Regions from separate parts of the Homo sapiens genome. Here region 2 is linked to region 1. A link is a loop called in an ENCODE intact Hi-C map of the cell type or tissue named here. Cell type or tissue: natural killer cell. All regions are shown on one strand. Each heading gives the region's core, and the rest is flanking DNA. Links, peaks and the distances in the headings are about the cores only. Region 1 overlaps CHST11 (carbohydrate sulfotransferase 11). Region 2 overlaps CHST11 (carbohydrate sulfotransferase 11).

Region 1 (11,011 bases), core at 1-8,000:
AGGCAAACAAATGCTAGCAACTGTACACTCCATAATTGCCCATTTAACAAACACATGGTGAATGCAAATAATTTTTCTGGAAGGCTGCCCTATCTGTTGGCACCAAAACCTATTTATAATCCTCTCCATGTGTCCTTCCTATTCTCGAGTCACTGTGGTGGGAAGCAACATTTATTCGCAAGAAAAATACTTTGGGTCAGTAACTAATCCAGAAAACAAGTCTTGCTGCAGCACTATATGACTCCAATTGAGAGGCAAAAAAAAAAAAAAAAAAGAAAGAAAGAAAACAAAAATATCTGGCTTTCCTGAACACTGCAGCTTTGAGGTTGCAGATCAGAGCTTCTGTCTTTCACCCCAGAAAACACAGGGAGATAGGGACTTCTAAAGACAAGCTATGTGGATAGGGTGAGGTGAAACCCATGTGAAATTCCAGAAAACCCTTCCTCAAAGTGCCTAGGCACTGCAGGGTTCCCAGAAGACTAAAAAGCAGAAAGAAAACTTATAAACAAATAATTTTCCATGTTTAACACAGAGAGAGATAACAGGTAAACAACCAGCAAAAATGCTGAGTAAATGCCAGTGTTCTAACAAGCAACAAAATATTCCTTTTACAGTAAGGGTGAGGCTGCTCTGCGGTTTTACAAAAGCATTTTTACATAAAATATTATTTCACTTGAGAAAGCTAAGGAAAGGAATGTGAGCACTCCATTTCACAAATAAGGGAACCAAGGCTCACTCTCTAAGGTTCAATGACTTGCTGAAGGTCACAGAATCAGGAAGTGGAAATGGACAGATTTCCTGATTTGGGGTTTTTTTCATCTTTCTCTGATATATTTCTCTTTGCTCAACAAAAACATCTGAGGCCACACGTTGAGTGCCAGGTTATACCCAGGTAGATTCCAAGCTGGGAACAGATCCCATCTATATGACACTTCCAGATGGGATTTAAGGATTGGAGCCAGAATTCAAGTTGGCTTCCCTCACTCCAAAGCATGTGGGTCCTCCAGGAAGCGAAAAGAATTCTCCCAGTATTAAGCCAGCCAGAGGAGGAGGGACAGAGACAGAGACAAGAAACCCCACCCACACATCTGGAAACAGATAGGAAACTCAATGTGGACTCTCACCACTCCATCTTAAAGCCATCTCAGAGATAAGTTTCTGCATCTGAAGGCAAACCCTATGGTGGCCTGAACAGATATAATCTGGTTGTCTTTAGTACTATGAAGATTGCCTTTTTAAGAAGCAAATTCTCCATTTCTAATTAGTCAAGCATCACAGCTTCTCTTATTAGACGATTATTTTTAAATTGTCCCCCTTTCCTACCCCACCTATCCCAACAAACTTGCTGTGAACAGAGCCCAAATCAAGCATGAAAAAATGATCAGATTGAAATCCTCAAGTCTCTATACCATACCACCATTTTGCCTTTATCAAGGATGATGAGAAAAAATAAAACCCATCCTACAGAGGTCCCCAAATGTGGCTGAGGATTCAAAATAGCACAGGGGGAGCCTTTCAGAATGATGCGATAGGACCAGGCGCAGTGATTCACACCAGTAATTCCAGCACTTTAGGAGGCTGAGGCAGGAGGATTGCCTGAGGCCAGGAGTTCAAGACCAGCCCAAGCAACATAGCAAGACCAGCCCTCCACCCGCCACGTCTACAAAAATATTGAAAAAAAATAGAAAAATAAAATAAAATGATGGAACATAGGGCCCATCTCCAGAGATTCGGATGAGTGAGTGGTCTGGGGGAACCCTGGTATCTGATGCTCATGCTGGGATTATTTTAAAGTACACCAGGTAATTCTGATGATCAAGCCTGCCTGAGAACCCTACACCAATACACGTAAATACATCTACATCAGGCAAAAGGCTGTCTTGAAAGCTCGGACCTCCACATGAAGACCCACTAAATGCCAAACACGAAGTGAGGTGTATCCTACACACCATACAATCTCATGTAATCCTTACAACATCTGCAAGGGTGGCACACTGATGCCCATTTTACAGATTAAAAATAACACGGCTCAGTGAGATATACTGATACTCCCAAGTTTATGCAGCTAAGGATGTTTGAATTTCTAGGCTTTCCCAGGAAGTTCGCTCTGTGCTCCTAAATTGTGTGGAAAAATCCCCTTCTGAGAAAAAGAGCCAAAGCAAATACTAGAATACAGAGATAAATGTATTGGAGAAGCCAGTGCCGGCATAAGGAATTTCTTGATTTAATTTCACATTATTGATTAATATAACTGGGAAAGAAATGCTAGTGGAAACAGACATCCCAATTTTATAAGCTCCAGGAGAGTCGAATTTTCCGGGCACAGAGAGGGTGATAAGATCCTGTCTGAGATTTCACCACCAAGCAGGAACTAGGCCAAACAATTTCATTAGCCTGTAGTTCAGCCTGCCCCAGCCTGGGTGACCCATTCAGCAGCCATGAGCGGGGATAAAGGCAGAAAATGCCCACTGGCAGGGAAACAAGATACGACTCACCAGGCTGGGGACAGAAGAGGCCCATTTCAATCAAACAGTGGAGTAGACTCAAATCAACTTTTCCTCAGTGGGCATAGAATCAAAGAATCACTGTGGGATCCCCAGAGGACAGAGTGAAGTACTTTGACACCGTTACGCAGGACACCTCCATCCAGCCCTCATTCTCTTAGCAGGATACCATTTCTTCCCAGGATGTGTTGGGGCAGAAGCTAGATGCAGTCACCTTCCTGGAATTAGGTCTGAGCTAAGCGTCAGGAGAGCTAGCTCTCTATGACCACCTCACTCACTCAGTGTATTCTTGGGCAAGTCATTTCACTTTGGGCCCGAGTTTATAAAATAAAGACGTAAAACGACATCATCTTTGAATTCCTTGCCATCTCTGACAGTATACGAAACCAAGATCCACAGTCACAACCAGGCTGACCAGACAAAAGTCTGCAGGGGGATTTAATCCCAAAACGCGGACCACAAAGAAGGGAGAAAAACCAACCTGCATGTAATCATATTCACCCAGGCTCACCTGTTGCGGATATGCATTGCAGAAAAGCATGCAGATAAGGAGAAAATAGTTATATGGGAAGGGAAAAGGTGGAGGCCCAGAGAAGAAGAATGTTCACCTTAAAGGTCCCACCAGGGTAGACTCGAATACAATGGCAAATCTCTGAACCTTCCTTTGGATCTCCAAGTCATTCATCTACAAATATGTATTGAGCAACTTCACTGGGAGACAGGATACTGAGATCAACTATTATCCTTATCCTTATTATGATTACTATTTAATTAGGGCAGCTGGGGAAAAAAAGACATGTCTAATTAAGTGCTCAGATTCTCTAAATAGATTTTTTAAATCCACCATTAAGATTCAGAATATGTTCTATTCTTTCCCACCGGACTCACGTATTCCAAAGGAATATCAGACAGTCACCTTTAAAACAAATGGACCACAAGCCTCCAGGGTCAGAGAACAGAAGGGGTGGCTGCACACGCCACTGGCTGCAGACTGTCTGACTTCCTGAGCAGATACAAGCAAAGGCCAAGTGCCCTCAAGGGAATTCAAAAGCCCCTGCCATCCCCGCTCCCATGCTGTGAGCCTGGGACAGATTTAGCCTCCAGCCACAGAACACTTCACTGCACCAGCTTGATGCTCAGGGCTTATCCTGAACATGGCTAGGATCATGCCCCAGGAAGAAGATCCTATGAGTGAACAAAATTACGCCATCCTAAGAATCCCCTTCAAGAAGTGCTTTGCAATTTCAGATGCTGGAACAATCTATCCTATAGCAGACTGAGAGGTTTGTTTTTTTTTGTTTTGTTTTGTTTAAAAAAAAAGGTTACACAAGTGGCTAAGTAGCAGCAGCAGTGGTGCTCCTCCTGACCACCACCCATGTACTAACCCGCCCTTCTTACACTAACAACTGCTGCTCCTACTTAGCAAACTAATCACTAACCATTAGTCCTACTGCCTCTCACTGAATGCACCCATGTCCATTCCTTTAGGCTTATAAAGCATTTACTTCTCCATTAGCTTATGTGGCATGTAAGATCCTGAGAGATGAGCAGAGCAGGTGCCATTGGGCCCATTGGACAGATAAAGAAACTAATGCTCAGTAGTTCAGAGACTGTCCTGAAGCCTCCCCAGCTGATGAGCAGTGAACTGGTTTTGCTGCCTCATCCCTTACTGCCTGTAGCATGGGTGTGCAGAAAGACAACAGACAACTTTGATCAGTTCCGACGCCAGCAACTAGGAATGAAGCTAAGACATAAGGAACATGGAGCTCCTGCACCCCGTTCCCTGATGGAGTCCCAGTCCCTTGCACAGCTGTGCCTCCTAAATTAAACACACGCACTCTCCATAAGTAGTTTCCTAGGAAAACCAGACTACTGTCCTTTAGGAACCAACCCTGCACCTGCAGAAAAGCCTTCAACAAAACCAACTGTGAAGGCTTTGCCGAAACAGTTCTCAGAACAGCTGTCCTGGTCCTGCCACAGCACAGGAAATCATCCCATCTTGGCAAACCCCACTCAACCATGTTTCCATGCTGCAGCCTTAGAGGAATGAAAATATCAATCTGAGCCAAGCAAATCTAACAGGCTATCATGCAAAATGCTGGTGTCAAATCAAGCCTCAACCAGTAATTATCCATCAAGCAGGGCCATAATAACCGGCTCCCTGGGGTCACTTCGCTGGGAGGCAGGGAGGTGGTTACTAAAGAGGGAGTTGGAATTGGACAAGTGACAGCCTTAAGAGAAAGGCGTTCATCTCACTTTTCTAGATTCTTCTACAGGTTAGGGGGTTCTACCCAACCCTCTAACCAAACCTATCCCCACTGAGGTCAAAACCCATCCTGTGGCTGCCTCGAGGCATTTATGATGACGCACTGGGGCAGATCTCCATCTATCATGCTGTGCCCTCCTTTAAGTTTAAAGGAAGTTGGCTTTAGCTAATGGTCTGAAAGGTGCTTCCTTTACCAACTGCTGTCATTAAACTAGCAAACTATTAATTTAAACTCTTATGGTAAGGGGGTTTCCTGGAAATTCCTTAAAGGAAGTCTGTAATTGACAGTGTGGTTAAACATCATACAGACAGCACAAAAATCCTAATCAAATACAATTAGTGCAGGCTCAAGTCCCCTTGTAGACCAATAGCACTTTTGTTCATAAGAAGTACTGTGCCATACCCCTGTTTAGGGTTGGGACTATTATGGAGAAAGAAACACACACACACACACACACACACACACACACACCTCAAGAGTCCAGGCCTAGGCCTCAAAGTTCATCATGACATTTGCTCCAACTCTATAATCCGACTGAAGAGAAGAAAGAGTTAAAAAAAAAAAAAAAGAAAGAAAAAAAGAAAAAGAAAAGATTTTAAGAAAAAAATGGTTTCTATTAAAATGCATAACACCATCTTTCAAAGATGAAAGGACTTAGTAGAAACACCATAAACCTCAGAATTACACAGTAAATTGCTTCTTTTGTTTAAGGCAAATTAATATTGGATCACAGATAAAAAATAAATCCTCCCAACATCCCCAGCTAAAGGATGCTATATTCATTATGCAGCTTGGAAGACTGCATGTTGACTATTTTGTAGAAAATGAATGAAGGGTTGGTTATAATCACCTTCCCACTCAAATCCTGTCTCATTACCTGAAGTGTTTTTCCTGCAAAGTGACACACAAATGATTTTCTAGTCTTCGCTTTCTTCTCATAAGCCACCATATGCAGGGCGAGGGAAAGTCCGGGGTGTATTAACTATGCCAGTGAATCTGCCCGGGGTCCTTCAAAGTGCTTCCCAGAACACGGTGCACAGACATCGTATTTGCCTAGGTCTTTATCAGAGTCCAACTGAATCTGGCACAAAGGCAACTGACAACCTCTGAATATCCCTTACCGAGCCCATATAATTAGTGAAGGAAATACAGCATGATAACATGTGTATCATCCGAATCTTCCCTCCTTCCTACTCACGCGCTCCTGTCATACTTGCTAACTCAAAGGTGGTCTTTATTTTTATGTTTATTTTTTTGAGACAGGGTCTCGCTCTCTCACCCAGGCTGAAGTGCAGTGGCACAATCATGGCTCACTGCAGTCTTGAACTCCTGGGCTCAAGCAATCCTCCCGCCTCAGCCTCCCACGTAGCGGGGACTACAGGCACGTGCCACTGCGCCTGGCTAATTTTTTTATTTTTTTGTCAAGTAAGGGTCTCACTATGTTGCCCAGGCTGGTCTTGAGCTCCTGGGCCAAGCTCCCACCTCAGCTTCCTAAAGTGCTGGGATTACAGGCGTGAGCCACCATTTCTGGACTCAAAGGTGGTCTTGACTCAGAGGCGGGAACTTCTCACTGCCAAAGCGACCTTAGATCCAAAGTTATCCAGTACGATCCTCAGTGGGAAAAGGCACTGACATGCAGTAGGTATTCAAAAAGTGTTAGACACTACACAAAGAAAAGGGACCAATTATAAAATGTCTGGCTTCATTTCGCCAAGCTCATCAGGAGTCAGCTTAAGGAACACCACATCCTTGTCATTCACCTCTATCACTCCGATTCCACATTCCCACAGAGATGAAATTCTTCCTGAGGTCAGGTTCCCAGGTCGCTTTTGAGGCAAAATTTCTCTTCTAAGAATTTGGTACAGCCTCTGAAGTAGGGTGAGGGTGATGGCATCTAGAACTAGGGACTTCAGTGTGGCCAGAGGACACCCACCTCCACATCATCACCCGGGAGCTGGTTACAAATGCAGGATCAGACCCCAGGCCAGGCCTATGGAATCACAACCTGCAACTTAACTCCAACCCCAGGGAATTCCACATGCATCTAAGTGTGAGAAGCTCTGGTGTACAAGTGATGATTGCAAACAGGGGTCTGGAAGCCCCTACACCACCCCCTGGTTCTCCAGACATTAAAATTGACAAGCTTCAGAAGGAAGAGGGCACTGATGACCATAAAATGAGGCTGTCAACAGCTTGCTGCTCCCCTGTGTAGACAGACCAGGATTAAATCGGCTTCAAGACACCCATCCAAGCGCGGGTGCAATAAAAGGCTCTGAGGATGGAGCCCAGGCGCTGAACTTTGGGGTGCAGTTTTAATTTCGCTGGACAATTCTTGGGCTTCTCTTACAGTGCACCCAAGATTTTACAGACAAAAAAGGCTGCAGAGATCAAATTCCAGCTTCCCCCAGTTACTTAACCACTCAGCCTGGGAATGTTACTAAACCTCTCAAGGCTCTTCCTTCATCTTTAAGTGGCAGTAACAGCTATGATGGAGAGGATTTGGAAGGGGGGAAAGAGAATGCATGAAGAGAGCTTAGAGCACATAAGAAGTGCTCAGTAAACATCAGTTATTGCCTTTTTACCATTCGTAACTCTAGAAGGAAGAACAAACAGGAACATTTTGCTCCATGATCAACTTAGGCATAGGATAGAAGGTAGAGTGGAGGAAATCAATCCAAATGAGCCCAACAGGGCACACAAATTCAAAAATACATTTCTGCTAGGCTCTCCTAATGTGCCCCTTCTGCTTGGTGCCCTGAGCTTCCGTTCCTCTTTACAGCAAGGCATGCCTTTAATTCAGCATGCCCAGTGGTGACTTAGGTATCAACTCATCCTAGGGGCTCCCCCAGGCAAAGAGGCCAATTTTCAATGGATGGCATGTTACCAGGGAGCCTCAGAGGAACACTATAAAAGCACCTCACTCTTTTATCTGTATGTCTCCCCTCCTGGAGTTCAGATGGGCCAAAAGCATGGACTCAGGGGCTCAGGCACTTTTCGTAAGCCTTAAGCCCTCCAATTCCAACCACGCCTAAAAGTGGATGGAGGAAATGATATCCACCTCATTGCTTCACATAAGGGATGATGACTAGCAAGAGAAAAAAAGGCAATGAAAAAATTGCAAAGATGACCATTTTAGTAGCTTGTATTTTAACACAAGGATCTGAGCCAATCACATAAATCGTATACTTCTCACCAGGATATGAACAGACACCGTGCTCTCTGCTGAAGAAAAGGTGAACAGGAGACAAAAAGAGTCAGGGTCTCTGCTCTCTCAACTAACATTTGCCCCAATTTTGCCCCTAGGGGACATATGACATTGTTTGGAGACATTTTTGGTTATCACAACAAGTATCTAGTGAGTAAAGGCCAGGAATGCTACTAAACTGCCTCCATTGCACAGGACAGCTTCCAGCAACAAAGATTTTGTTCAGCCCTAAATGTCAATACTGCCAAGGTTGAGCTTCAACTCTTATCTGCCTGGAACTCCTTCTCTTAACCACTGCACTACATGGTCTCCCTTCGTGTTTCCTATTGTTCTGAAGATAAAATAATTTTTTTAAAACAGGATCACATATCAGATTACCACAGCTCTGTAGCCAATGCTGAAATTAAAATACACACAAAAATGCTCTATGCACATTGCTCTCCTTTGACCATCTCCAATGCTTGCACCCCAAGGCTTTTGAACTTGCTTCGCCCTCTGCCTAAGCAGACTCCCCGCTGCCCCAGCCCCATCATGTAGGTTCAGGGCTCACACCCCACCTCCTTCACATCACCTATGGCCTTCTCAGTATGGCCTTTCCTAATAGTCCCCACTCTCTCCCCCTGCCCTTCCATATCATCCATCACCCTCAGGCGGGTCAGGAGTTTTTATTTGTGTATTATCTTACTCCTCCCCCTAGACTGTAAGCTCCAGGAGGGCAGGCATTTTCTCCTGTGTCACTGCATTTTCCTTACCACCCCTAACAGTGTCTGGCACACAGCAGGAACTCAAAGAATATTTGGTGAAACAATGAATGAATGAATGAATGAATGAAAAAACAAACTAGCTTTGATTTCTTCCTCAGAAATTTGAGAGCCTTAGCTTTCCCCAAGCTTTAACACCATCGGAGGGAAAGACCTCTGTGTAGAACGCGATTCACCTTGCTACAAGATGAACAATAACCACTGTCCTACATCAGGGGCTGGCACATTTTTTCCTGTAAAGGGCCAGATAAGTGCCTTCAGCTTCACAGGCCTATTCAGTCTCTGGAGCAACTATTCAACTCTGCCATTATCGCACAAAAGTGGCACAGAAAGTACGCCAACAAGGGAGCATGGCTGAGTTCCAGCGAAACTTTATTTAAGGACATTGAAATCTGAATTTCATAGACTTTTCATGTGTCAAGAAATATTGTTCTTCTTTTGATTTTTTTTTCCCAACCATTTTAAGATGTAAAAACAATTCTTAGCTCACAGGCTATACAAAAGCGGGAGACGGGCTAGATTCAGTCATGAACTTAGATGCTTCATCCAATAATACGACACCACATTAAAACGACCCAGAGTCCTTTCACAATGGCCATCTCATTCATCCTCAGAACGACCCTAACAGATTGGTTCTTCATATCCTTCTTTACCCCAGTTTACCGCTGAGGAAACTGAGGCACAAAGTGACTCATTGATATAGTTCAGATATTTGTCCCCTCCAAATCTCATGTTAAAATGTGATCACCAATGTTGGACATGGGGCCTAGTGTGTCATGGGGGCAGACCTTGCCATCCTGGGGTAACGAGTGACTTGTCGCTCTGTTAGTTCCCACAAGAGCTGATCGTTAAGAAGAGCCTGGTACCTTCCTCCCCTCTCTCTCTTGCTCCCTCCCTCACCATGTGATAAGCCAGTTTTTCTTTGCCTTCAATCCTGAGTGGAAGCTTCCTGAAGCCCTCACCAAGAGCAGACACTGACGTCATACTTCGTGTACAGCCTGCAGAACCGTGAGCCAAGTAAACCTCTATTTCTTTTTTCTTTTTTTTAGAGAAATGTTGTAAAGCTTAGCACATCCCAGCACCAGTAATGGTATGGAGTCGTAGCAGCAGGGACAGGCAGGTGACCCCCACAGAGTCTCACATGGTGAAGAGGATGAGGAAGGCAACCATCAAACAGAAGAGCCCCATGACCTCAGACAGGGCAAAGCCCAGAATGGCATAGAAGAAGAGCTGCTGCTTGAGAGACAGGTTTCTGGCACAGCCAATGATCAGGCTGCCAAACACCGCTCCAATGCCAGCCCCTGAACCACCCACACCAACTGTGGCTGCCCCAACACCAATAAACTTGGCTGCTGTGTCAATGTCCCCGGAGACAACACTGGTCTGGAACTCCTATGTGGCCACCTGGAGTAGGGAACTGCTGTAGGAAGGCTGTTTAGATGAATTCTCTGGGCTATTCAAGAAGGAGGCAGACACAGGCCTGATTAGACCCCTGGTACCACAGTAAACCAGAGCTAGAGAAATGAGTAGTGCCCCGGGGGTCTGCATTTTTTAAGTCTGCACTCCCACTGCCCTGCAGCCCCTGCTAAGCCCACAGCACTCGCCCAGCTCTAACCCTCTCTTCTTTAAAAATGACTCAGCCTCAGGTATTCCTTTATAGCAACACAAACAGACTCAGACAGTGACTTATCCAAGGTTGCCGAGCCTTGGCCTTCTGACGCCACTGCCAGAATTCTTCCTGCACTTAAGGGACTGTCTCGAAACCTTGCCAATAATGAATACAAAGACCTCAACTAATCCATCATCAATTCAGAGAACAGCAGGGAGTATTCCAGTGAATCGAGCATTGGAATCAGCAAAGATTCTTGTGGGAAGACACAAATACCAAATCAACAAGAGGATCACTGGGCCTCATCCATCTTATGGCACAGATGGTCGTTCAACTTGCCTTGGAGAAAGAAAAGGTGGAGACCAGCATCCTCCTGCCCTTTGGTGTTACAGGAAAAAGTTAATGACACAGAAAATTGGTTGTGTTGCCCAGGATTGCAAACGAGAATCTTAAAGATGAAGGCTTCATAATAAACACACAAAGGTTATATGTTAGTACCTAAGCCAGAATTCTTTTTTCCACCTTAATTTCACAAACGTTCTGGAATGGTAATTAAGACACTCAAACCAAATGCAAACACTGGGGGTGGGGGAGATTTACCTCCCAAATCTGAGAAGTCTGAACTGCATTCCTCTTGCTAACGAATTTAATAATCTCTGAATATA
Region 2 (15,905 bases), core at 723-8,722, 180 kb before region 1:
TTGTTGTTGCTATATTTTGCCTGTCCAGCTCCTATGGGGTTCAAGCAATTCCCCTACCTCAGCCTCCCAAGTAGCTGGGACTACAGGTGTGCACCACCATGCCTGGCTAATTTTTGTATTTTAGTAGAGACAGGGTTTCACTATGTTGGTCAGGATGATCTTGATCTCCTGACCTCGTGATCCACCTGCGTCAGCCTCCCAAAGTGCTGGGATTATAGGGGTGAGCCACCGCGCCCAGCCCAACTTTTCCTTTTTTGAATCTATGTCGGTTTACATCTTAATCCTTTCATTATGCCATTCTCCCAAAAAGCTTCCCTTCTCTGGGATACTGGGTGATATCCAATAATACCTGGCATAGAGTAGGTGCCAAAAAGAAAAAGTTTTTGAAACAGCAATCAATAGCAATATGAATGTATTACCAGGTGCCAGGTACCACGCTAATTGCTTTACATACATTAGTCACCTATAACCCTCCCATCTTACACAGGAGCTAATTACTAGTATTATCCCCATTTTACAGATGAGGAAACTGAGGTGCTCAGTTCATTTGTCCAAAGTCACATAACTAGTAAGATGTAGGGATGGGATATGAGCCTAGATGATTGGATTTTGAAGACTGCTCTTTTGACCACCATAGTAAATATGTAATTTTCAGAGCCATTTAAGCCTACAGTGACTCCTGTGGAATAATGAAGGAGGCAGGCACTTCTGTATTCCAGGACTTTGGGGATTTCAGAATGGGTTCATATGATTTTCTTTTTTATTTTTGGTAGTTTAAAAATTTTATTCTATCAGTATTTTTAATAAATGTTTATTGCTGCATTCCCGACACCCCCAGTGTATTACTGTTTCATTGTTTTGCTATCCTTGTAGTACTGGAATTTAGTTGGAAGAATAAGACATTTACTTCTAATCTGATTTAAAAAAAACCAGATGGGTAGTATTTGAATACAGCCAGTGTTTTAAATGTAAAAGAAAATGTTTAATCTGGTATTTCTAGAGTTGAGTCATGCATTACAGGCAATGGGATAAAAGTGAATAATTATAGTAGTCCTGTGGGGACAGCTGTAAGAGAGATGGGCACCACAGCTTGCCACAGTGGGCAGGACTGTTCCTAGTTTTGAGTGGAACCAAGAGATTTGGGGAAGGATTGCAAAAGAAGATAAAATTATCGAGGGCTCCCAGGAGGTGCTGGCCTCATCACTCTCAAGCTGGAGGCAGCATCATTTCCCGCCCCTGCTGATGAAGCTATAGTGACTATAGTCACTGCAAGTGGAGGCCCAAGATCCTTCCCCAAATCACTGAGATCCAACTGCAGGTGAACAAAAGGGCTCCAGTTACTCTGCTTATATTACAGATATAAGAGAAGTGAAACAGCCTGTCTAGGTCCCATAGTAGGTAAGTGGAAACCACGTGTTATGCGTCAACCTCATTCACTCATTTGTCCACTCAAAAGACATTCAATGAACACCAACTATCCGAAAGCCACCAGGAGGGAAGCACCATGTCCTCAGTGACCCTACAATTGAGACCAGTGCTGTCCCATAGAGGGAGATATCATGCAGGCCACACTTACAATCTAAAATGTTCTAGCAGCCACCTTCGAAAGCAAAAAGAGGCAGGTGGAATAAATTCTAATCATTTATTTCACTCAATATATCCAAAATATCATTTTAACATGTAATTAATATTTAACAAATATTAATGAAAGAGATATTTTACTTTCTTTGTACTCTTTGAAATCTGTATTTTATACTTATGGCACATCTCAATTCAGGCTGGCAAAATTTCTAGAGCTCAGTCACCACACGTGAGCTACCATACTGGAAAGCACAGATCTGTATGTACAGTTCTCAATCTCAGTATATGTTAGAATCATGTGGGGAACATCTACAAAAATACAGCTTTCCAGGCCCCACCCAAAGATTTGATTCATTAGATCTAGGGTGAGGCCTGAGATTTTGTATTTTAACCAGCATTCCAGGGGATTCTAATGCAACTAGTCATTTTGGAAGCAGTGAGCTGAGAAAATGCAGCCGAGTCATTTATTGTGCCTTCTTAGAGACTGGCCAGATAGCCAGTGAAGAGTCTTCCCTAATTCATATTGATTAGGAAAAGCTTGGTTTTTAACTAGCTACGTCAGAATTAAAGACAATATTCAATCACATTCAATTGAATTACTTTTAAGTATAAAGAGTAAATTCAAAAGAGTTTCCAAGTAAACAGTGCTTGCTTTAGTAAACAGATAAGACTTCCTGATTAATAATAAAGAATATTCATTTGCACATGCTATGTTAAACTCTTGAAATACTAATTTATCTTCTCAAGATTAAACAAACCTTCAATCATGTCTCCAGTAATTTGCTCAGCAGAAAAACTTTCTAACAGATAACAGACAGTTGAGTGGTAGCACTGCCTATGCCGAGCTGGTAAGTGCAGGAAGGAAGGTCAGGAGACATTCACCAATATGCTTTAATTGAATGCCTTCTGTATACCAGACACAGCCCTTAGCCCTGAGACTACAGAGATGGGTGAGAACTTTGGAATTACAGAGCGCGCACTGTAGCTGAAGAGACAGGTGATGATAGGTAGATAACTCTACGGAAGCAGACAAGGAAAAAGATAGTCCTGCACTGGAGCCCGAGGAAAGCTCCCTGGGTAAGAACTGAGCTTACCAAGTGACTTCTAGGTGACAGGAAAGTGTTTCACAAGTAGAGACAGGGAACATTGGCAGAGGGAGCAAGAACATTGTCATCAAGTGCTTGGAGTCATGTGGGTGAGGAGGTGGAGAAGATGGAGATGATGCTGGAGAAATGGGTTGAGGTTGGGATGATGAAATGCCTTGATGGCCAGGCTAAGGCATTTGGGTTGGGTTCTGCAGGTAATGAGAGGCCATAGCAACAGTTACAGGGGTGCACTGAACAGGGCTCCAGTCAATGATGGATGAATAAATGGCTTGATATGTGACTGCATGAAATAAACATGCTGATGCATTCAACTAGGGGACATTGACGCCAGGAGACCAGTAAGGACACAGGGCACCCATCCAGGCAAGAGATGAGTAATGAGGCTTGGACCAGGTGCTGACAGCAGATGGGAGAAGAGGCCCAAATATTCTTAAATGACCCAGGTAAGAAAGTCAAGACTTGGTCAAAAATGCCATAGGAAGTCGCCCTTTACTTGGCAAAGGCTGACATGCCATGCCACTGTGCATGGTCCCAGGAAAAGAAAAGAAAAGTGCTCCTGAGTCCAGAATCTCCAGGAGCCCTGAGGAAAGATGATGTTGAACTCTGGGATTTACAAAGCATTCCTTTTCATGGGCAGGTCATGCCACTTCTGAGCAAGCTCCTTGTTTTAAATTTTCTTATTTTTTTCAATGGAGAGGCCACTTAGTTGGGAAGAAATACAAAACATCTGTGTGTTAGGGTGCTCCAGAGGAACAGAATCAGTAGGATATATAAGACATATATAAGAGGAGGTTTATTATGGAAATTGACTCGTGTGATTATGGAGGCTGTGAAGTCCCATGATATGTCATTGGCAAGCTGGAGAACCAGGAAAGCTGGTGGTGAGATTCAGTCTGGATACGAGGGCCGGAGAACCAGGAGCTCCGACGTCCCAGCTCAAGAAAAGAGAGAATTGGCCCTTCCTCCACCTTTTTGTTTGATCCAAGGCCTCAAGTGATTGGAAGGATGCCCGGCCACACTGGAGAGGAAGCTCTTCTTTACTCAGTCTACTGATTCAAAGACTAATCTCTTCCAGAAACACCCTCACAGACACACCCAGAAATAATGTTTTACCAGTTATCTGGGCATCCCTTAATCCAGTCACATTGTCACAAAAAATTAACTATCACAATATGTCAACACGAAGCAGTGAGGAGGACCCAGGGAAATCGGGGTCCCCATCCACTGCTGGCGGGTGTCCTGAGACACACACTATAGGGACACACTTATACTTGTGCATCTGAAGGCAGACATGCACCAGGATGCTTTGATCAATGTTATTCATAATGATAAAAAAATGGAAGCAATTTATCTGTCTACCTATAGGTAGATACATAAATAGAATGCAATATAATCATATGATGGAACATGATACAGTAATTGGAACAGACTGAGGGATCCACAGGGCTGGACATCAAAACACATAGTTGTACAGAACAGGCAAATTGAAGAGTAATATATTCAGTATGATAGCACCTACATAAATTATGAAAACATAAACCTGTGTTGCATATTGTATCTGGGTCCAGATATAGGAGTCACAGTATAAAACAAACACTGGAATTTATATTGTAAATTCATAAGAGGTTGAGAGGCAGGGATGAAGGGGAGAAGAGGAGATTCAAAAGAGATTTCTACCTTGGTGATGGTTTGTTTATTTTATTTTATTCTTTTTTTGAGACCGAGTCTCACTCTGTTGCTCAGGCTGGAGTGCAGTACCGTGATCTCGGCTCACTTCAACCTCTGCCTTCCCGGTTCAAGCAATTCTCCTGCCTCAGCCTCCCATGTAGCTGGGAGTACAGGTGTACAGGTGTGCACCACCACGCCCAGCTATGTTTTTTTTTTTTTTTTTTTTTTTTTGTATTTTTAGCAGAGTCGGGGTTTCACCATGTTGGCCAGGCTGGTCTTGAATTCCTGACCTCAAGTAATCCGCCCGCCTCAGCCTCCCAAAGTGCTGCGATTACAGGCGTGAGCCACCGTGCCTGACCCTGATGGTTTATTTCTATTATATAGGCAGATCTATAAAAGATCTGAAGCAAATATGCCACAATGTTACATTTGTGAATTCAGGATGGTGAGTAAAAAGTGTTTATTATATCATCTGCTGCACTTTATCTTCAAAAATTTCCCAAGTAGACAAAAGGAAAAAAGAAAAAAGGTAGGGTGGGTGGGAGCCAAACAGAAGGCTTGGAAACCATTTCTGTGCTCTTTGCACAGCAAAGGGAGCATGCAGATGGCGAGTTAACATACCTAGGAGGCTCCCCTGGGGTTTAATGTTGCATTGTGTACCCTCAGAACGACTGCTCAGCAAAGGCAAAATAAACACATTTCCTGTGCTTCCCTTTCTCAGCTCCGCAGCCCTGCCAAAGTGGGGGTGGGAGGGTCACATCATTTATTTACACAAGGTCCTCTTTATATGGACACCTCCAATAACGTTATTCATCGGGTTGGCTCCTCCAGGGCTGCCCCACTGTTCCCAGCAGGCCAGGAGTGTGACTTCACGGTGAAGCGTCACGTCCAAGTTACTCTGTACGTGGCAATGCCAGCTACCCACAAGAAAGGAGGGCTGTGAAGGGGGAGCTGGGGCCGCTTCTGGGTAATGGATTTCCCCCGCCCCCATTTCTGGCAAAGAGCTCTGTGGTCACAGAATTAAAAAAATCTATCAATTGTAAGCTAAGGCACATGCTGGGTGGAAGTGAGAGTGAGGGAACCTATTCTTATCACTAGCTCTGAGGTAAGATAGAAATGTCTGGAAGCTCCCCGCTTGCAGCTGGGAACTGTGCCTTAGTCATCTTTATGTTTCCATGGCTTTGCACAAAGTAGGTGCTCAGGAAATGCTTGTTCAATAAGCAAACCACAAGGACACATACACACACACACACACACACACACACACTCATTGTGTTGTGAATTGTGTTTTCATGAGTTTTCTTTCTCTTCACAGACAGTGTCATCTAATGGTTAAGGATGTTGATTCTGGAACCAAACTGCCTAATTCTAGGAACAGACACAAAACCTCTACCTCAGTGCCTTCAAACTATCAGGCCTTGGAGGGGGCTGAGCTGAGGCCCTCCCCACAATAGCTGGCACATAAGGAGCATTCGAGGAATGTTGGCAATTTCCAAATTTAGTCTCAGGGCAAGCCAGTTGGGAAGGCAACACCATGTCCATCTTACAGATGGGACAGCTGAGGCTCAAAGAAATCCTGTTGCTTGTGAAAGGCCACACGTGTTCCTGCCAAATGATGATGCCAGGATCTGAAGGCAGGGTGTCAAGCTTCGGAGAACCCCCCAGCATCCCCTGTGGCTCCATTTCTCAACAGCTGACTCAAGGACCAACAGATCTTTCTTGGCTGCTGTGTTTTCTACCCAGCAAAGGGTCCGGTGGGAACCCCCTCAGCCAAATGGGAGCCACTGACTTCTGTGGGGCCCAGAATCTGACTCAGGCCCAGGGAAATCTGATTCCCACGTCAAAGCTCAGGACTCGGAGCTGCACTGGTTCCGAACACAGAGCAGGCATAAAGTTCTGATGCCAGAAGAAGGCAGGAAACTCCAACGAGCTTTAATCACTCTCCCATCACGAACAGCTCTAGTGACAGCTTGGCCTTTCTATCCCAGGAGTTCAAAGAGTTTCCATCGTTCATTCTCACAAAGGCCCATGTCCCCTCTGCCTCGTTCCTGCTTCACTTTATTGAAGTAACTGTGACCCCAGATAGAATCCTGGCAGGTGACCCAGGTGAAGTCACCCGCTTCGTTAAACTCATTCCCTCCACTAATGCAGCGTCAAAACAGGGGGCTGTGCTCTTGACCACACCCAGGTTTTTTAAGAAAATGACCACAAAAACAAAACAAAACCAAAAAACACATTCAAAAAACATTTTTTTCAAAAGTGGCATCTTGGCCACCTTTGAACTCCGGGGCCTGGTGCAGCGCCCAGTGCAGGATAAGTGTTTGATGAATGCTGAGTAAGAGGAATGAGAAGGCAGCTAACAGCAGCCCTGAGAAGCAGTGCTATTACCCACATTCCACAGGATCAGGAAACAGATTCAGAGAGGTTAAGTGGCTTGGCTGGGGCTGGACTGCGGCTGGAGAGTGGAGGTAGGTTTGAATATGGGTTTTTGCTGGCTCTTGGGGGCTTTTAATGTAGGTACGTCCATGATACAAGCTACCCCCTGCCCCATGGTCTATACAATACCTGGCAAAGCTTTCTGATGAATAGATATGCCATAAAGCTGGGTAAGACCACAAACTTTGAGATAAATGTGCGGGCCAAATCCAGTTAGCTGCCTGTTTTAATATGGTCCTGGAGCTAAGAATAATTTTCATATTTTTACATGGTTTTGTTTTAAGTAACTATACAAGTTCCTATGTAATATCCTTGATATTGCCTCTTGGCCCACAGAATCTAAAATATTTACTATCTGACTTTTTAAGAAAAAGTGACAGATCCTTGATGTAAACTGTATCTCATTTTATATAAGCGGTCCCAGAGAGTAGGGGTGTGCCCGAGCCCAGAGGCCTAATCTCTAGATTGAGGCCTTGGTATCCATTCCATCTCAGCTCTCACCACTATGTACTTCACTTTGGCTAACTCCTACTTATCCATCAATCTCATCTTAGTTGTCGCCTCCTCCAGGAAGCCCTCCCTGACCCCCAGAGACCAAATCAGGGGCCCTTCTCTGTGCTCCCAACTTCTCATGGTCCCTTAAAACCCCCATGTCCTGACACTTGGCATGCTGCATTAGCATTGCCACTTTCTTGTCTCCCATCCAGTGGACTGTAGACTCCACAAGGGCAGGCACCATTCTGTCAGAGTTAAGAAGTTGTGTAATTTAAGTGACCACACATCCTGGTGTGCCTGAGACAGCCTCATCTTATGCCTGTTGACCCAGCACAAATATTAATGACGATCCTTCCCTCTCAAAGTGTCCCAATTTGGAGGATAAATTATATAGTACTGCTACCCTAGGTATGGCATAGTAGCTTAAGAGCATGGCCTCTGGGTTCCAATCTCAGCCCTCCATTTTTCAGTGGTGTCACACTGGGCGTGTTGCGCTGATCTGTGACCCCTTCAAATTTATATGTTGAAGTCTTAGCCCCCAGCACTTCAGAATGTAACTGTACTTGGAGATAAGATTTGGAAAGAGGTAATTAAGATACAATGAGTTCTTTGGGGGGCGGGGCCTGATCCAATCTGATTGATGTCCTTATAAGAAGAGGAAATTGAGACATAAGATATGTGTGTGTATGGAGGAAAAACCAAGTGAGGATGCAGCAAGACAGTCATCTGCAAGCCAAGGAGAGAAGCCTCAGGAGAAACCAACCTGCAGCCACCTTGATCTTGGACTTCCAGCCTCCAGGACAGTAAGACAATAAATTTCTGTGGTTTAAGTCAGCAGTCCCAGCCTTTCTGGTACCAGGGACTGGTTTCATGGAAGACAGTTTTTTTTTTGTTTTTTTTTTTTAATGGATGGGGGTGGGAGGGGCGGGGTTGGATGGTTTCAGGATGAAACTGTTCCACCTCAGATCATCAGGCATTAGATTCTCATAAGGAGCATGCAACCTAGATCCTTGCATATGCAATTCACAATAGGGTTTGTGCTCCTGTGAGAATCTTATGAGGCCACTGATATGACAGGAGGTGGAGCTCAGGCAGTAATGCTTGCTCGCCTGCCACTCACCTCTTGCTGTGGGGCCTGGTTCCTAAAAGGCCAGGGACTGGTACGGGTCTGTGGCCAGGGGCATTAGGGACCCCTGGTTTAAGTCACCCAGTCTGTGATGTTTCATTATGCCTGTCAGAGCAGGCTAATACAGTAAGTTATTTAACCTCTGTGTCTCAATTCTCTCCTCTGTAAAATAACAACAGTTTCCCTCAGAGGTTTGTAAGGCTTCAGTGGGTTAATATATGCAAAACACTGAAAACATCACTCGGCAAATTGCAAATGCTATGAAAGTGTTAGCTATTTTTGCCGGTCACGCCAAATCCCTGGTTCCTAATGCAATGTCTTGAAGGTGGTAGGCAGTCAAACACATTGTCTGGATGGACAATGCCCGACTTCAGAGTGAGGATGAGCTGGCCAGGGAGCACTGCATGCGTCGGAGCAGCTGTGCTCGTGGGCTGCACGCTCTGAGGACTGCGGACCGAGGTTCGCTCTGTGGGTGAAACTGCAGAGACGGTGAACAGGAGCTGCTTTGGGGGAAGTTGCTGTGCCTAGAACCAGGTCCTCCACTCAGGAAGAAATGCAATCCTTGAATGACTTCATCATCTTGCTCTCAATTGTATGTATTTAAAAGTGATGATAAAGTCAAAACAAGGAGACACGCTGAGGTCTGGTCTGTAGTGTGGCACTGCTCTGCAGAGAATCTGCAGCTTAGCAGAGAAAGGGTTTCCTGAGGCAGTGACTTCCTAAACAGCAGTCACTCACCACATTGTCACACATCCAAGTACCAAGCCACACACTCGGAATTCGTCTGGTCTGCATGAGGCTGGTTGCCAAAGCCTGGTGTCCCTTGTCCTGCCCTTAGGTGACAATACCTGTGTTAAATTGTGCCTCTAGGCTGGGGGCGGTGGCTCACGCCCATAATCCCAGCACTTTAGGAGGCTGAGGCGGGCGGATCATGAGGTCAGATGATCGAGACCATCCTGGCCAACATGGTGAAACCCCAACTGTATGAAGAATAAAAAAAAATTAGCTGGGCACTGTGGCGCATGCCTGTAATCCCAGCTACTTGGGAGGCTGAGGCAGGAGAATCGCTTGAACCAGGGAGTTGGAGGTTGCAGTGAGCCGAGATCACACCACTGCACTCCAGCCTAGCGACAGAGTGAGACTCCATCTCAAAAAAAAAAAAAAAAATTGTGCCTCTAATGTGCCTGGTTTCCCCCCCGCCCCCAGTATTCTTTAAAATAGACACATCACCATTAAGAGAAAAATGGTTGGTGTGGGTAGCATGCTTTGGGGAATGCTGGCTTGTGCTCATCTAACAGTGGATGAACTGGAAGTCTAACTCTCACTTTAGCACCCACCTGACGCCCTCTCTAGGCACCCTTCCCTGGTGAAAGACAACAGGACACAGAACATCACATCCTCACAGCCCATCCAGAGCTGAAAGGCAGTTCAGAACGGGCTGAACCAACCAACCCTTCCCGTGCCTTATTGGGCACTGGCACATTTTCTTAGTAGAGAAACTGAGGACCTGGAGACCTGTCTAAGGCCATCTGTTCTTCGAGGACAGGACTGCGGCTAGAACCCACATCTTTGACCCCAGACCTGGTGAGAGTTGGGAGGAAAGAAGATGGTAAGAGTCTATACATGACCTAATTTTTTCAACATAGCCAATAATGGATTCTTTCAGGCAAGAAAAGACCAGTCTTTGATGCTGGCCAAAGATGATTCTGATATGCAGTAACTACAGTGAGTAAGCTGCACTTGTGAAAATCCTGTTTTGGTCTGACATTCCCCGATCACTCTGTTTTTATTCTCTTGCTCATATCTCTTTTATTTTATTTTTATTTTTGGAGACAGGGTCTCACTCTGTTGCCCAGGCTGGAGTGCAGTGGTGCAATCCTGGCTCACTGCATCCTCAACCTCCCAGCTTGGATGATCCTCCCACCTCAGCCTTCCCAGTAGCTGGGACCACAGGCGTATGCCCCCATGCCCAGCTAATTTTTGTATTTATTTATGTAGAGATGGGGTTTCACCATGTTGCCCAGGCCGGTCTAGAACTCTTGGGCTCAAGTGATCCACCCTCCTCGGCCTCCCAAAGTGCTGGGATTACAGGCATGAGCCAACGCGCCCAGTCTCGTATCTCTTTTCAAGCAGCCTGTTTGTCATTGTTTTATGACTGGCCAGAGGAAGACCTCAGATGTTGGACCTAATGCATCCATTTTTCATATAAGAGGGGATCAGAAATCGACTTTTATTCCTACCCAACAAGAAGCGACAAATGGATGCAACTTTAAGAATAGTTTTTAGCAAATTGAAAAGAGAAATACAAATGAAATGATTCAAACTTCAGAATGCACAGAGACCCAGAGACAGGAAGGGAATGTTTAAATCCTCACGGAGTCCCAAAACAAAATCCTTCCAATGCAATTCTTTCCGTCAACTCCACTTTAATAGAAAGCTATTAACTGGATTCTCACCTTATTTATAGGTACTGTGTTATTTTAATGAAAACTAAATCTCGCTTGCTCTGCTCAATCCTTTCTCTGCTCAATTGATTTCCTGTGGCTACATGGGAATAAATTATTTTTAAATCTTCACCTTCGTCACAAGAGTGTGAGCCCACCTGAATGGGGAGACAATTGATATTAGACAAATTGAAAATATTCTTGAGAATGTCATGCAAAATCCCCTCTGGGTTGAATCGACCCAGTTTTGACTTAAATTATGATTTTTGCGTAGTGGTTTTAAGTAAAAAAAAAATGCACAGACATTTTGTGAAAGAGGAAAGGGAAGAGACGGGGGAGAGACCACAGCAGAGGGGAATGGGGAAGAGCATCCAGGGGCAGAGCTGGGGACAGTATTGGGAGGGGGAAGGAGAGAGGGAACTGGGCTTGTCTGTCTAGTTAAGCAGACAGTGCCTGTGTTAGGCTCTATGTTCCCATGATGGTCTTCATAGGGCTCTGTCTCTCCCAGGACAGTCCAAATCTCTCCATTGTTAAAGGACAGCTGTCTCCCCAACCCCGTCTCTAACTTCAGGCAGGTATGCTAGCCGCCTTGGGCACTGGTATAAGGCAGCATCTACCACAGTGCCTGGCAAGGAGAAGAATCACATAAATGTAGTTGCAATGATTAATCACGTAATTATAGTAAGTGCATGATACAAGGTTGCTGAATGAATGCATGAAAGAGAATTCAAAAGGACTTGCTCACCTCGTCTCAGCCTCACAGCTGCTGGGAAGTATGTTCTGCCCCATCTTCAACAGAGCATAACACACAAACGAGGGTCTCAGGCGTCTGCCTGCTATGGGATAGAACAGCCATTGGGCCTATCCTTGGCCATGGAAAAAGCTTCCACTGTATTTCGATTGGAAGCAAGCATGTCCACCTGAGGAGGCAGCAGGCGATTTATGGCCCTGAGGTTTCAGGTTGGGTAGGAAGGGATTCTGGCTGAGGCCAAGGTTTATTTTGGTCTTAAAAATTTCTTTTCCTAATCCTTACTCATTGCAGGCAGCTTGGAAGGAAAATGAGAAAGTCACAAAAGAATGAAGAACATCACAATAGACCATAACACCTAAAGGAAATACTGTTAATATTTTGACATTTGTCCTAGAAATGTTCTTTCACGAATGTGTGTATATAGAAAGAATTGTATCATATAATACTTATATTAAAAAGTCTACTATTTTTATTTAACAATAGCTTGTCTCCTTCACCTCCTCCTCTTGCTCCTTCTTGCCCCTTCTTGCCCAGGCTGGTCTCGAACTCCTGGGCTCAAGCCATCCTCCTGCCTCAACCTCCTGAGGAGCTGGGCCTGCAGGCTCATCACCATGCCCAGTAGCAATGGCTTGTAACTGACATCTTCCCATGTCCATAAACTTTATGCTACAACATCATCTTAAGGGCTCTATACATTTTCCTTATATGGCTGTGACAGAATATACTTAACCACACCCCTATTTTGGTTACTGTCTAGTTCCAATTTTTTGTTATTAGAAATAATACCTGTGTGAACATCCTTAAGGATCCTTAACATTTTATTTTTCACATATTTCTGAAGATTATCTTGAGAATATCTTACAGGTTTTTAAATACACGTTTCAGGTTGATGTTTTAACATTAATTTATGTTTCTAGCAAAACAAGTGAGAGGAAGAAGCAATTTATTCAGAAGACTTCCCAATACGTCAATCTAGCCCTATAGTTCAGTAGGCTCAGGGGCTCTTGAGCCTTGCTATCTGGGGCCACATCTCATTTTACCACCTACTGGCTCAGGGACTAGTGGTGAGTTACTTCTCCTTGCCTCGGTCTTCCCATCTATAAAATGGGTGGAGTGGCGCCCACCAGACAGGGTTGCTGTGAAGGTTCAACTTGTCAATCTAGACGGAAAGCATTTGTGATCAAGGATCAGAACAAGAGCTCCAGGAATCTGTCAGTACCCACCCTAACAGCAAGCTATTCATCCAGAGTTAAAATCCCACAGCAACAGTCACCTGAACACTTGTATCTCATTTTAAAATGGTCCCTATTGTTTTCCTCTGCTGCAACAGCCTGGCGTTCTTAACGCGCACACAGGGATGCCAATTTCCAGCCACACAAATGACCACATCTTTGCGTTTTCTAAGAATCAGAAGGCCCATCTGATGCCATGCAGGGAAGTGATGCACAGAAAACACAACCACACTGTTGCCAAATTCAAGTGTGAACCACACACTGGCTGAGAGCAGGAAACACAGAATAACAACCGCCACCCTCACCCAACGGCATTAAACTGTGAAATGCTGGTACGGTATGAAAACAGCTTCCCTTGTACCAGAAAACTGCATCTGGAGTATTTCTCCAGGAAATATTGTTGGTGTTACTAAAATCCAAAGCTGCAAAGGGAAAAAAAAATTTTGGGGGGGGCGGGGGCCGCTGTTTGAAACAGGATCATTCTAGGCAGGAAAGGCCATTTCTTTAAAAAAGAATCTTGAGCTAAACTGGCCTTGACATCTATCTTCTCATTTCAACTCGTAGTACCTCCTCACTTCCCAGAACCTCCTCACTGCCCAGGTCTTTGGGAAGTACCTCCTCACTGCCCAGGTCTTTGTCTAAAGACTACCCTGGAATCAAATCCTTGCCTCTGGCTTCCCAGCTATGACTATGGGCAAATTCTTAAGCTCTTTGGCCTCTTTCTTCATCTGTAAAATAAGGGCTACTGCAGCATCTACTTAATGCAGTGGTTGGACGGTGAGATGAGATAACTCAGGTAAAGCGCTTCACATGGTGTGTGGTACATAGTAAGTGCTCAATAAATGAGAACCATTGTTATTAACCATCACTATTGCTGTATTGTCCAGGATTTATACACATTTACTTAGTGCCTCTGATGTGTAAGGTGCTTTTACGAATTCAGTCAACAACCCTTGGCTTGACCACCCAAATGAGAACAAGGTGTAAAGCACTTGGATGCTAAAAAAACAAAATAGTTCCAGAAGAGCTGGTGAGGGGCATGGGCCCTGCTGACTGCCCAGTGCAACTTCTGAATCCTAGGCCCTATTGCAACCACTCTTAGCACTTGGCAAGGCCAGAAAGGTTGCTGTGTTAACTGTAGGTTTGTGGCATCTATACAGAAGGACCATGAGCCTTGGCAGTTGGGACCTGCACAATGCTCAAACCAATCCCTGTAGAGAGAGAGAGATGCAAACTGATCCAAAATATACAATTTTAAAACAAAACAAAAAGAAACAAGAATGGCCAGGTGTGGTGGCTCACACCTGTAATCCCAGCACTTTGGGAGGCTGAGGTGGGTGGATCACCTGAGGTCAGGAGTTTGAGACCAGCCTGACCAACGTGGTGAAACCCTGCTTCTGCTAAATACAAAAAAATTAGCCAGGCGTGGTGGCGGGTGCCTGTAGTCCCAGCTACTTGGGAGGCTGAGGCAGGAGAATTGCTTGAGCCTGGGAGGCGGAGGTTACGGTGAGCTGAGATCGCGCCACTGCACTCCAGCCTGGGCAACAAGAATGAAACTCCGTCTCCAACCAAACAAACAAAACAAATAAATAAAATAAACCAGAACAACAACAAACTAAAGGCTCTACTTAGCAGTTACTTTGTAACTTTTGATACAGTAGCAGCCACAGTTGCAAATCTTGTCCAGAAGTCCTACAATTTTAAATAAATAGCCAACAGGAAGTGACACATAGTAACTGAATTTGTGTGGGCCTAGTACCAGATTCAAGTTTCTCATCCTTTATTCCAGCAATCATCAACCAACTTTCTAGTCTTTACTGTCTTCTGCACCTGAGTGAGCAGAGGACTCTCTCTCAGAGCACAGCTGTCCCACATTCTGGCACCTGGAATCAGTCAGCCAAGCGCTGGATCAGCGGCTAAGCAGCTGTCCATTAGACTCCTAGGAAAAGTCAGGTCAACCCTATGAATCACTATGTTGTCTTTTTTTTTTTTTTTTTAAGAGGTGAGTTCTCCCTTTGTGATCACGTTGAAGTGCAGTGGTGGGACCATAGTTCACTATAGCCTCCAAACTCGGGCTCCAGCGATTCTCCTGCCTCAGGCTTCTGAGTAGCTAGGACTACGGGTATGCACCACCATGCCCAGCTAATTTTTTAAAAATGTTTTCGTAGAGATGAGGGTCTCACTAAGGCTGCCTAGGCTGGTCTCAAACTCCTGGCCTCAAGTGGTCCTCCCACTTTGAACTCCTAAAGTGTTGTGATTATTGGTGTAAGCCACTGTGCCCAGCCTATAGAAATGTTTTGCACGAATTTCTGGAACCATCAGAAAACACCAGAGTCTGCCAGAGAAGTCCCCAAATAGCACAGGAATAAATGGCATAAAATATTAATAATTCATGTCTCAGCAAGGGAATAGGCAGAGAACACATGTTCAGCACCAGCAGTGCCAGGAGCTGTTATTTTGACCTAACTTGCTCCAAATGAAAGTCCAGACACAATCTCTCACACAAAATTCTTCACCGGCTCAACCATAACAAGAATAGTCCCTAATAGCATTTATTAAGTGCTATTATGTGCCAAGCACCCCACATACATTAAACATATAATCCTCACAGTAGTCCTACAGGCAAGTGTTCATCTAGGTGATGGAAATGGAGCTCAACTAGGCTGAGAGACTTGCCTGAGGTCACACATTTAATGAGTATTTGAATCCCTGGTCGCCAACCCATACATTATGTCTTAATGATGAATATTCAAAAATGGAGAAAAGGTGTTCAAAATTTATCATTGGTATAAATCATGGTATAACTTTTCTCAATAAAAAGCACCTGTGTAACTTGAGATGAGCATCTGCATTAAAAGTCATAAAATAAGTTTAGGTTTCTTATACCAAACAACCTAATTTGCTTATATATAAATATCAAGGGATAGAAGAGCAGAATTTCAAGCCAAATTGAATAAAAAGCATGCAGTAACATCGCACCTCAGCCCTCTCAGGAGGCTATATATTAAGATTTTTTTAGGCCTTACACCTAATGCTTCTGGAGCAATGAGACAGATGAGGTTTTGC

Evidence for each region. Peaks named below come from ENCODE experiments on the same cell type or tissue, not always from the same donor. Only the 100,000 strongest peaks of a DNase experiment are listed, where the experiment ranks them.
Region 2: a loop joins it to region 1, with 3 times the contacts of the local background. A loop is called at or near these places in 1 of 110 quality-filtered maps.

Annotation. Positions count from the first base shown.
Region 1 is chr12:104,513,303-104,524,313 of GRCh38, reverse strand. The region is part of intron 1 of CHST11 (carbohydrate sulfotransferase 11); the gene reads right to left. It also overlaps the pseudogene LOC124903004. Among named protein-coding and RNA genes, the nearest start is that of CHST11, 62 kb to the right of the region's middle. RefSeq lists a silencer at 689-983 and an enhancer at 3,815-3,864. In natural killer cell, for the core only: no CTCF peak of the experiment used is centred there; a DNase peak (open chromatin) is centred at 4,853; H3K27ac peaks cover 804 bases.
Region 2 is chr12:104,685,164-104,701,068 of GRCh38, reverse strand. All of the region lies in intron 2 of CHST11 (carbohydrate sulfotransferase 11), which reads right to left. Among named protein-coding and RNA genes, the nearest start is that of MIR3922, 100 kb to the right of the region's middle. RefSeq lists enhancers at 5,208-5,347, 8,973-9,052 and a silencer at 12,931-13,126. In natural killer cell, for the core only: no CTCF peak of the experiment used is centred there; a DNase peak (open chromatin) is centred at 5,298; H3K4me3 peaks cover 23 bases.